2 separate regions of the Homo sapiens genome follow, and region 1 is linked to region 2. A link is a contact called in ENCODE Hi-C or POLR2A ChIA-PET data. All regions are on one chromosome and are shown on one strand. Each heading gives the region's core, a stretch centred on a gene start or an enhancer-like site at or near the end of the contact. The rest is flanking DNA. Distances are from core to core; before and after follow the strand shown.

Region 1 (4,764 bases), core at 2,199-4,698, 210 kb after region 2:
ATCCAAAATAGGTCACTGAAGTAGATTCTCCCAATTGTGAACAATAGTTTTTATTGTAAGTCAAAATAGGAAATATTTTCCAGAGGTTGCACAAACAGATTAAACCACAGAAATAACATTATTTCAGATAAATGGTCAATCCCTCTGTGGTCTTAGACATTTAGTTTTGGGTAGAGAACATGGAAAACTTCCTGAAGGAAGTGATTTCTAAGCTGAGAAACATCAATAGGCACTAGCCAGGTCTGTAAGTCTCTAACACCCATGCTTTAACTCATATTTTGGATCAAGTTTTTGTATTCTTTCATTTTAGTGTTTGTTTTGTTTTTGTTTAGTTTGCTATAATATTTTATCTGAATGGAGACTAATATCCTTTGAGGAGAAACAATTTCAAGTTTATTAATTAGGTTTCTGTTTAAGACTCCATCATAATATACCATTTATTAGTTTATAATTCAGATTCTAAACCTATTGTAAGAGTGCCTACTTGCAAAAAGCAAAGAACCAGAGGTTCAGGATTTGTGAAAATAAAAATACTGTAAAATATAAATGTTTAAATATTTTCTTTTCTTTTTTTTTGAGATGGAGTTTCGCTCTTGGTTGCCCAGGCTGGAGTGCAGTGGCGTGATTTTGGCTTACTCAATCTCCATCTCCTGGGTTCAAGCGATTCTCCCGCCTCAGCCTCCCAAGCTGCTGGGATTACAGGCGCCCGCCACCACACCTGGCTATATTTTTGTAGTTTTAGTAGAGATGGGGTTTCACCATGTTGGCCAGGCCGTTCTCGAACTCCTGACCTCAGGTGATCTGCCCACCTTGGCCTCCCAAAGTGCTGGGATTATAGGCATGAGCCACTGTGCCCAGCCAAATGTTTAAATGTTTTCACTATTAGATATGTCTAATAAGAACTAAAGGAATATCTTCTTGAAATTGAAAAGGAAATAATATTTTTCTATCCCATAAGGATTGTTGGAAAGGTTTAAAGAGACAATAATATACGCAAAGTGCTTACTTAGCAAGATGCCTAGTATAAGGAAGGTAGTATAAGAAAGTAATGTTTTGTTTTTGGTGTCCATTTGGGGTTCTCTAGTAGTTTGGACAGGTTATTTTAAGAGTAATCCTTTATGAAAATTATAATGTACACATTTTATTTTGGGACAAGGATTCTAATCATTTCAATAATTTATTTTTAAGCACAGTTTACTGGGGTCTCAACAAAAGTCACATATTCAGAAGTAGTATGGCCTCTAGGCTAGGAGTCTAGAGACCTAGGTTTTAGTTCTAGCTCTGTTAATCCTGTTTTACTTTGTGCCAATCATTTCAAAAAAGGATGCTTTACTAATTGCTCTGTAAGGTGCTTTCTAGTCTGCATCGGTTTTGTTGAGACTGCAATAGCAATGTATCCAAGGTCCAAACTAATGATTTGCCATCTGGTTTCATTTAGCAAAGTTAATGTTCGGTCATCAAGTACATATTCAGTAGGAAGTATTCTTTTTCGAAACAGTTTCTACAGTCATTTTTTTTTAACCCTGTATAAAATGAGTTTATTTTGGACTGTTAAAAAAATTCAAAACTTTAAAATTTGTTATTTTTCAACTAATGCAAAAGAATATATTAGAAACATCTGAATAAAAAATGATTCTGGGCTGGGCACGGTGGCTCACACCTTTAATCCCAGAATTTTGGAAGGCCGAGGTGGGCTGATCACCTGAGGTCAGGAGCTCGAGACCAGCCTGCCCAGCATGGTGAAACCCCGTCTTTACTAAAAATACAAAAATTAGCTGGTGTGGTGGCGGCTGCCTGTATTCCCAGCTACTTGGGAGGCTGAGACGGGAGAATCGTTTGAACCTGGGAGGTGGAGGTTGTAGTGAACAGAGATCATGCCATTGCACTCCAGCCTGGGCAACAAAGAGCGAAACTCCATCTAAAAAAAAAAAAAAAGATTCTGTTCTTTTCTGTATTTACTGATGTCCCTAAACATTTTACATTTTTTTTTAAAATTTAGGTTATCTCCCTATTAAAACTATTTACAAGTGACAGTGATGACTCCTGTTACTCAAAATTAAACCAAAATGAACATCAAACTGGGATTTATTGGGGCCCAGAAACAAGAAGATATAATTCATTCATTTGAAAATGATAAAGAGGGACTGAAATAATAGTGAGAAAGCTGCCCTGAGACCAGAGTAACTTTGTTTCTTTGATGTATCATTTACAGTAATAACCCAACGGGGTGCCAAGGGGCTGCCACTCTTTGGCTATGCTTTATTGTCCATTCACACTTTGTCTCCATGTTTCCTTCCCCCTTCCTCCTGTATACATGTATACAGAAGGGGGAAGGAAACATGGAGACAAAGTATGCATATACATATAGAAATTCTGGAGCAGTAACTTACTGATGTATACAACTTATCGAATCTCTCTGAGTTATGCTACTACCCCTAGTGTGTTGGGCATGTTGGCTCAAACTTCCTTAATCAGGAAACTTTGGAATGGGTTTATTGCTAGCTGTCTTTGCTTGGGTTTAATCTCAATATTTCTGAGGTGCAAAGTGCACTAGATTGAGAGTTAATAGATCTGAATTTTAATTCCAGTTTTGTTCCCAATGATCACTGTGACCTCAGGCACATCATTTCACCTTTCGTCGTTCATTCAGTTTATCTTACCTATTCATTAAAAACCAATCTGCCTGCCCCCAGTTGCTTTCTAGTGGTAGTGATGATGGAGGTGGTGAGAGACACAATAAATACATAAGCAAATAGGAGAACTATGAAGGAAGGAAAAGTTAGTGATGTACTAGGGATAGTGTACTTTTGATAGGGCATCTAGGATTTCTCTAGATAAGTGAAAAATGAAGAGGTTTAACTGGATGCTAAGGGGTCTTGCACATTAAAAGGCATGTGTTTCCGTCTTTTCACTACTGTGTTCTAGGAAGGCCCACCAATGCCTCTAACCTGTAAATAAATGCAAATCTATTTAAATCAAGTGATACATCAATTTTATGTTGCTTGATTTGGAAGTAATCCGCAAAGAAGCAATAGCTAAACATTTTAGTGTTGTTTGGGGAGTAGCTGCTGAACAATAAAGACCAAAACCATAACTAAAAAACAAACAAACAAACAAAAAAACGCAGCCCGAGACAGATCAGAAACTAGGTGTATGTAGGGCGCCAGGTTATGACACTGTTCTCTGACATCCACAGGGCGCAAAAAGAAAACCTCACTAGTCAGCTTCGCACGTGCTCTGCGCAGGGGCTCCTGCGAGGCCCTAGTCCCTCCCTGGGAGCTAAGAGCAGGACGGAGGCTGTACCTGACTGCTGCTTGGAGGGAACCCTGGCTGAGTCCAGGGAGGAGGAGCCAGAGGAGGGGCCGATTGGAAGCAGCCACCTCAGCGAAGCTGCAGGATTTCCGCAGGGCGGGAGCTGTTTATCTCCCGGAAGAAAACGGCTCCTGTCACAGAAGTCTCGTGATTGCTCTGGGAGCTTTGCTTAGACACTTGAAACTACAGGAGAAAGAAGGATCTAGCGAAATATGGCTACAGAGAGCCCTGCTACGCGTCGGGTCCAGGTGGCAGAACATCCTAGGTGGGGGAGAGGAGACGCCGGGCTTTGGGATCTGCTGGGTTGGCTACGTGTAGATCGGGTCCACAGCACTTGGCTCCTCCCTTGGGGCGCTGCTTTTGGTCCCGGGGAGCAAGTGGAACCCTTGGGATTCTATAAGGACACGTGGCTGGGCTTGCAAAAAAGATCACGCCGCAAACACATTCTACCTTGACTACTACGAAGGGTTGTATGTTTTTTTCTTCATCCATGCAGATTCTTCTTTTCCTTTTCTTGTTGTAATTAGTGTACTCTTTCTACTGGGCTTCAGCAGAAATGCCCATATCCACACTGAACTCCTCTCTTTGTCTCGCATGCCAGTTGATACTGCTTTTTAAAAGTCTTCTTTCTAAATATTAATTGAAAACAAACACAAAAACCTTCTTGGTGTCTGCATCCTCTTTAAAACAAAACAAAACAAAAACACGAGAATCTCTGAACTGTCACTTAGGGAATTAATTTGCTGGCAGTCCCTAGCTACACAGTAACTAATAGTTTAGTGATGTCTCGGGGAGGATCTTTTCAGTTACAGGTACTTTGTAGAAATACTTCGTTCTGACTAATGGGGCTGAGGTCTCATAAAATGAAGTCTGTCACCTGCTACATTAGCGAAGGGCTTTCCTGACTCTCTGCTTTTGCTGTTTTTCTTTTCTTTTCTTTCTTCCTTCCTTTCTTTTTTCTTTTTCTTTTTCTTTTTTTTTTTTTTTTTGAGACGGAGTTTTGCTCTTGTTGCCCAGGCTGGAGTGCAGTGGCGCCATCTTGGCTCACCGCAACCTCCGCCTCCCAGGTTCAAGCGATTCTCCTGTCTCAGCCTCCTGAGTAGGTGGGATTACAGGCAGGCGTCACCACACCCGGCTAATTTTGTATTTTCATCAGAGATGGGGTTTCTCTATGTTGGTCAGGCTGGTCTCGAGCTCCTGAGCTCAAGTGATCCGCTCACCCTGGCCTCCCAAAGTGCTGGGATTACAGACGTGAGCCATCGCGCCCGGCCCTCTGCCTTTGCTGTTTTCAGTTTTTTTCTGTTAGTTTTTTTCTCTGGCATCAAGTCCTTAAGCTCTTCCTACTTGGTGGTTTATTACCACCGTGTGTCAGTTGATGATATTATACTTTACTACAACTTGAAAATGTTCTTTCATCCTTAAACCAGCAAACAGTGTGTCTTTAGTTACCAG
Region 2 (4,859 bases), core at 153-2,652:
CAGGAAGCGGGCACGAATCAGGGGTTAGGGCGGTTGCCCTGTGTCCCACCAGGTCCTGCTGCGGTGGAGGTGCAGTCCCGGACCTACTTAAACTGGTTTCTGGGGAAGAGGGGCCGCTGGAACCTGGGTCCCGGCTTTCCTGGAGCTTCAGCCGAGGCACCTCTTTGGTACCCAGGCAAAAGTTTTTCAGACTCAGCAAAGTGGCCGGGTTGGCCAGCTTCATGCTTGCCATGCGGGGGATCAAGGTGCACAGTGGGGTGGGGCTCTCCTGCGACGGCAAGGTGGCATCTTCAGTCGGCAGGTGAGGTGCCAGGGCGGGGTGGGGAGGCTGCGGCGAGCCCTTGTTCCCGACCGAGCCTCCGGAGCTACCTTCGTCCAAGGACGTGATCGACTCGTTCCGAAAGCGGCTGTACTTGGCCCTGTGCAGCATCCCGGGGTGCCCGAAGAGTCCTACATACAGCACGAGTCCTGCCAGGCTGTCCTGGCCGCGTTCTCGCATAGCCTTGGCAGTGCTGAAACAGGATACTGTTGCATAAATCGCCTCGTCGTCTGGTAGATAAACGGTGCAGACATCAGATACCTCAACGCCCGATGCAACTCACAGCAGCCACCTCTCCAACTCTGCTCTCGAGCTCGCCCACCTCGGCTCCCGGCCCCTTAAGGGTGACAGCCCATGGGGGAAACGCCTCCCCTGCTCTGATTTCAGTCTCTCCCTGGCCCAGGCAGAGGCACCAGTGTTCTCGCCTTGGAATCCTTGTCGGGAGAGCCTAGACCCAGGCTCCCGGCGGCGCGGGTCGCTCACGGCCAACTCTTAGGCGCAGAACCCGGGCGAGCGCCGGTCGGGGGGCCCGCTGCATCACTAGCCTTGCAGGAGCCTAGTAGAAATATTTAGCACCCGACTCCCACCCTCACCCCAGCCTTCTGTTCTGCACACAGGAACTTTCGAACCTGCTCCCTTCGGCTCTCACAGGGCGGGGCAAATGACTGGCCTATTAACCCTTTATTTGTTCCAGTGATTGTTCATTTAAAAAGGAAAAAAAAATGTATCTATGAACCAAAGGCCCTTTTGCCTGGGTTCGTTGATTCCAAAGGCTGCCCTCTCTTGGAAGATCTTGTCTTGCATCCCGTTCTGGGCCACCAGCCAGGAGTACTACTGACGGGCGCTGCTCCGCATTGTTTCACTGACTTGTGATGGGTCCGTGTTCCTCAGATCCCCTCCCAGCCTGCCTACCCTCGCTCAGAGCTTCCCTCCCTCCTGGATTCCTCTCGGAGCTTTTTTCAGAAGCCCATTTGCAGCCGAAAGCTGAGATGTGCAGGATGATACGCAGCGTGTTGAAATTTTTATGAATGAACTTTGCCGAATGAATTTCTCTGTGTGTGTGCAAGCTAATAAATCTGTGAATGAAGCTGAGAATAGCTGTAATTGACTGACGGTCTCAGAGGTGCTTGGTTTTTATCCAATCAGGAGGCAGCTTGATGACTCATACACCATAAATATACTAAACTAGTAGCCGAGAGAAATAAAGCTAGCGGGAGAGGAGGGACGTATTTTATTTTGTGGTATCTGATGAATGAGTTAAAAGGAAAGGCAATCTTTACTACAGATCATTAGCCGGGGAGCAGCAGGTTAAAAGATCTATTTTCTTTCTTGTTGAGATGGCCGGGAGGGCAGAGCAGAAGAGCTAAAAATTAGACCCATTGTTACAGGGATATTAGGACATATGGTTCACAACTCCTGTGGGAAGCCATGATGCATTTTTCTTAGAAACATAGTTCTTTTTTTATTGATTGTTGGTTCCATCTTCCGTCTGGTGCGACTTCCTGTACCTATCAAATGCATCCTGAAGACATGATGACAACTGCAAAGGCTTAGCACACAGGAAGCCAAAACCAGAGCTGGGAAAAGGAAATGCAGGTTCTTCAGGAATGGAGAAGAGGAAACTGCTGAAACACTGGGGGTGTGGGGTGTCGGGGTGGGGTGGAAATCACACATAGGAAGAGATAAAGAACTCTCAGAAAAGATTGCATTACTCCGTGTCTCAAGGCTTTGACATCTGAAATTGTTCATTAATTAAAAAATTAAGACAAACTGGCAACCAAAGGAATTAAGGGTGCCACCTTCATTATCTTATTGTCCCTAATGCTGGATTAGGCTTATGTATATTCATGACTTTGGGAGCCTGAGCTCCCTTGGGATCCAAACACAGGTTCTGAATTAAATGGTTGAGAGTGACCAGTGAAAGCGGCATCCTCCTCCCAAGCTCCCTGGTCCCCCAGGGAAATAAAGCACCCATCACATCCTGTCTGCCAAGCCTGTTCAGACATTTCTTTCCCTGGAAAGGCCTTTCTGCATCTTCATAAATCTTCCCTTCAATCCTTGTTGACCTCCTTTTCCCTGCCCTACATCTCCTCCTGGCAAAACTGAGGGAAGTAGCTAAATCAGTTGGACCCCACATCCCTGGGGCTGAGGAGACAGGCTCTGGGCAAGAATATTTACCTCTCATTCCTCCTCATTCCTCATCTGCTTTCTTCCTCTCATTTTTCCTGCCTTCCCCTGGGTCCCTGGGTCCCTGTGTTGCTTCTGTTATGCTATGATGACCTCATTATATGCTCCCTTTAGAAAGTTACTTTACCTCTCCGTGCCTGAATGTCCTCATATGTTGGCAGCAGCCATCTAATGGGGTTGTTATGAGGGCTTACGAGGCCCAATGCTCCATACAGTGCCCATCTCACTAAGTACATGTGGGCAGTATGAAAAAATGGCCATTGGAACCAGAGCTACCTCCCCTTGAAGCTCATATTCTTAACCCTCACACTGCAGAGTTTACATCATTCTAGGCAACTAAAAAGAAAAATTAGTACAAAGTGGGAGAAGCTAAGAAACTCAACATTGTCCAAAGAAAACAATTTTTTAAATCAGGTGGGCCTGGAGAAGGCTGGAAAGGACATGGGCCTGCCTGGCTGATAGGAATCCTTACAGAGGTCTCATGACTGCAGGATGGGGTGTCCAGGGGAGCCAGCTCATCTAGGTAGGCACCATGCTGGCCAGACTCCAGGAGCCCAGACCAGCCTACATGCCTCAGAAAGTGCGAGTCCTGGGAGGGTTGGGGGTTGCGAAGTGGGACTAAGTAAGGTAAGAAAGCAGTCATGGCCATTGTGGGCTCCTTCTCTTCCCAAAGCCTAGAGACCTTGGCTGTCCTGGGTAGCTCTGCTACAGCGTTTTACGAGGGTGAAAGAGACCAGATCTGCAACTGGAAGTGGGGAATAGCCTCTAGGCTGAGCCTGCCCAGCTGGACCACTCTCTCAGTCCTAACAGCCCAAGAGAAGGCTCGTTGATTGAATTGCTTTTCATTCTAGGTAGATGGGTGGGTAAAGCAGATGGTTTGCTTTTTCCAGGGCATTAGAACATCCTCTTCAATTAGTCATGATTAAAATAATATTAATAAGAGCTACTATTTGTGGAACACCTGACAGTTTACCTACATTCTGGTTCAATTATTATAACAAATTGTGGATGCTTGGATTATGTTCCTCACTGCCTTACAGATATGAAAATGAGGCTGAGAGAAAGGGCAGTGACTTGTTCAAGGTGCTCCAGCTGTTGAGCAATGATCTTGGGATCCCTCTGGGCCTGATTGCAAAGCCTCTGCTGGCAGCCACTGTACTCTGCTGCCTCCCAGGGGACCAGAGAGCTCAAGTCTAGTTTCCAGGCCTATGATGGCTACAGGGCATCTTACTGCTTCCTAAAGCTCTGAGAAATGACTGGACAGGAAGATGAGCTGGGGATTTTTGGAGGTTCTAGGGTTGTTGGGAAGCCTACCCCTGAGCTGGCCCTCACAGATCAATGAGATCAGGGCTGGCAGAATATTTTCCTATCTATGGTTTTCCTGTATCTACCCCTCCAAAACCCCCAGGGAAAGTGTATTTAGCCCAAAGATCATTTATCAGAAGATAATACTAGACTAGATATCTCAGGAAACCTTTGTAACTGGGCCACTACCTACAAGCAGTATGCACTCAGCAGCAAAATGTAATTGGATGAACATTAATCTGGGAATTCCAGAACCAGCTGTGGGATTTTGAGTAAGTTATTTAACCTCTCTGAGACTTAGGTTTTGTATATGTAAAATGTGCACAATAATAATAACATCTGCTGAGCACTAACTCTAGATCAGGTCCTGAACTAAGTGTTTCACATTTAAGCCCCCCAGCAAGCCTATGCAGCAGGTGCTATCTGACATTTACTGACTTGCCCAAGTCACATAACCAGGAAGTGGTAGTTGTGGTGTAGAATCGAGCACTGACTCACTCCAAACTATGCCCTTAACCACTGTGATATGATCCAGTGTATATGAACCTAACTCCTACTGCATGCTCGATAAATGTTAGTTCTTGCTCCTTTCTCCTCCTTGGAAAGCATACCTATAAAATTCACCCTAAATACCTCACAAGTAACAACATGAATAATAGATAAGAAAAACCATTATTGTCATTAAATCATCTAAGAACCATGAATGCCTCATCATTGCCCTTGGAAAACAGAGTTCTGCTTAGACCCCAGCAGTATGCCTCCTTTACTCTGAGACATCCCCTCTCTAAAGGCACCTGCTAGGAAACAACATGTCAGCTTCTTAAGAGACATCCTATGCTGGCTGAGCTTCTTGAGTAGAACAGGCAGTTTCAAGGAAGACCTGGGTCAGGCTGGGTCATGCTACAATTAGCCAGGTCCAGGAGGAGGAGAGAAGAGAACCTGGCAAAAATGCCAGCCCAGTTTTGAAGATAATCCAATATGGAATTCGGGGTAGAGGAAGGTTGTGCTAGAGGATATGGGGAAGAGGAGAGAGAACAAGGCAGAAACA

Evidence for each region. Hi-C counts contacts between places; a loop is a spot of excess contacts on that map. ChIA-PET counts read pairs that join two places held with the same protein, here RNA polymerase II (POLR2A). Pooled maps may share reads with other maps.
Region 1: a loop to region 2 is called in a pooled map, with 2.9 times the contacts of the local background. The contact joins the promoter of GALK2 here to the promoter of SHC4 in region 2. A Hi-C loop is called at or near these places in 4 of 50 pooled maps. POLR2A ChIA-PET finds 5 or more read pairs at or near these places in 7 of 52 experiments (HEK293, HEK293T, HepG2 and 3 more).

The regions. Positions count from the first base shown.
Region 1 is chr15:49,166,799-49,171,562 of GRCh38, forward strand. It overlaps GALK2 (galactokinase 2), which reads left to right and starts at 3,449. Exons shown (of 10, transcript NM_002044.4): 1 at 3,449-3,577. The coding sequence starts at 3,525. It overlaps MIR4716 (microRNA 4716), which reads right to left and starts at 2,355; the gene lies at 2,272-2,355. RefSeq lists enhancers at 2,861-3,765, 3,397-3,636.
Region 2 is chr15:48,962,517-48,967,375 of GRCh38, forward strand. SHC4 (SHC adaptor protein 4) reads right to left here and starts at 1,403. Exons shown (of 12, transcript NM_203349.4): 1 at 1-1,403. The coding sequence starts at 499. RefSeq lists enhancers at 1-379, 380-881.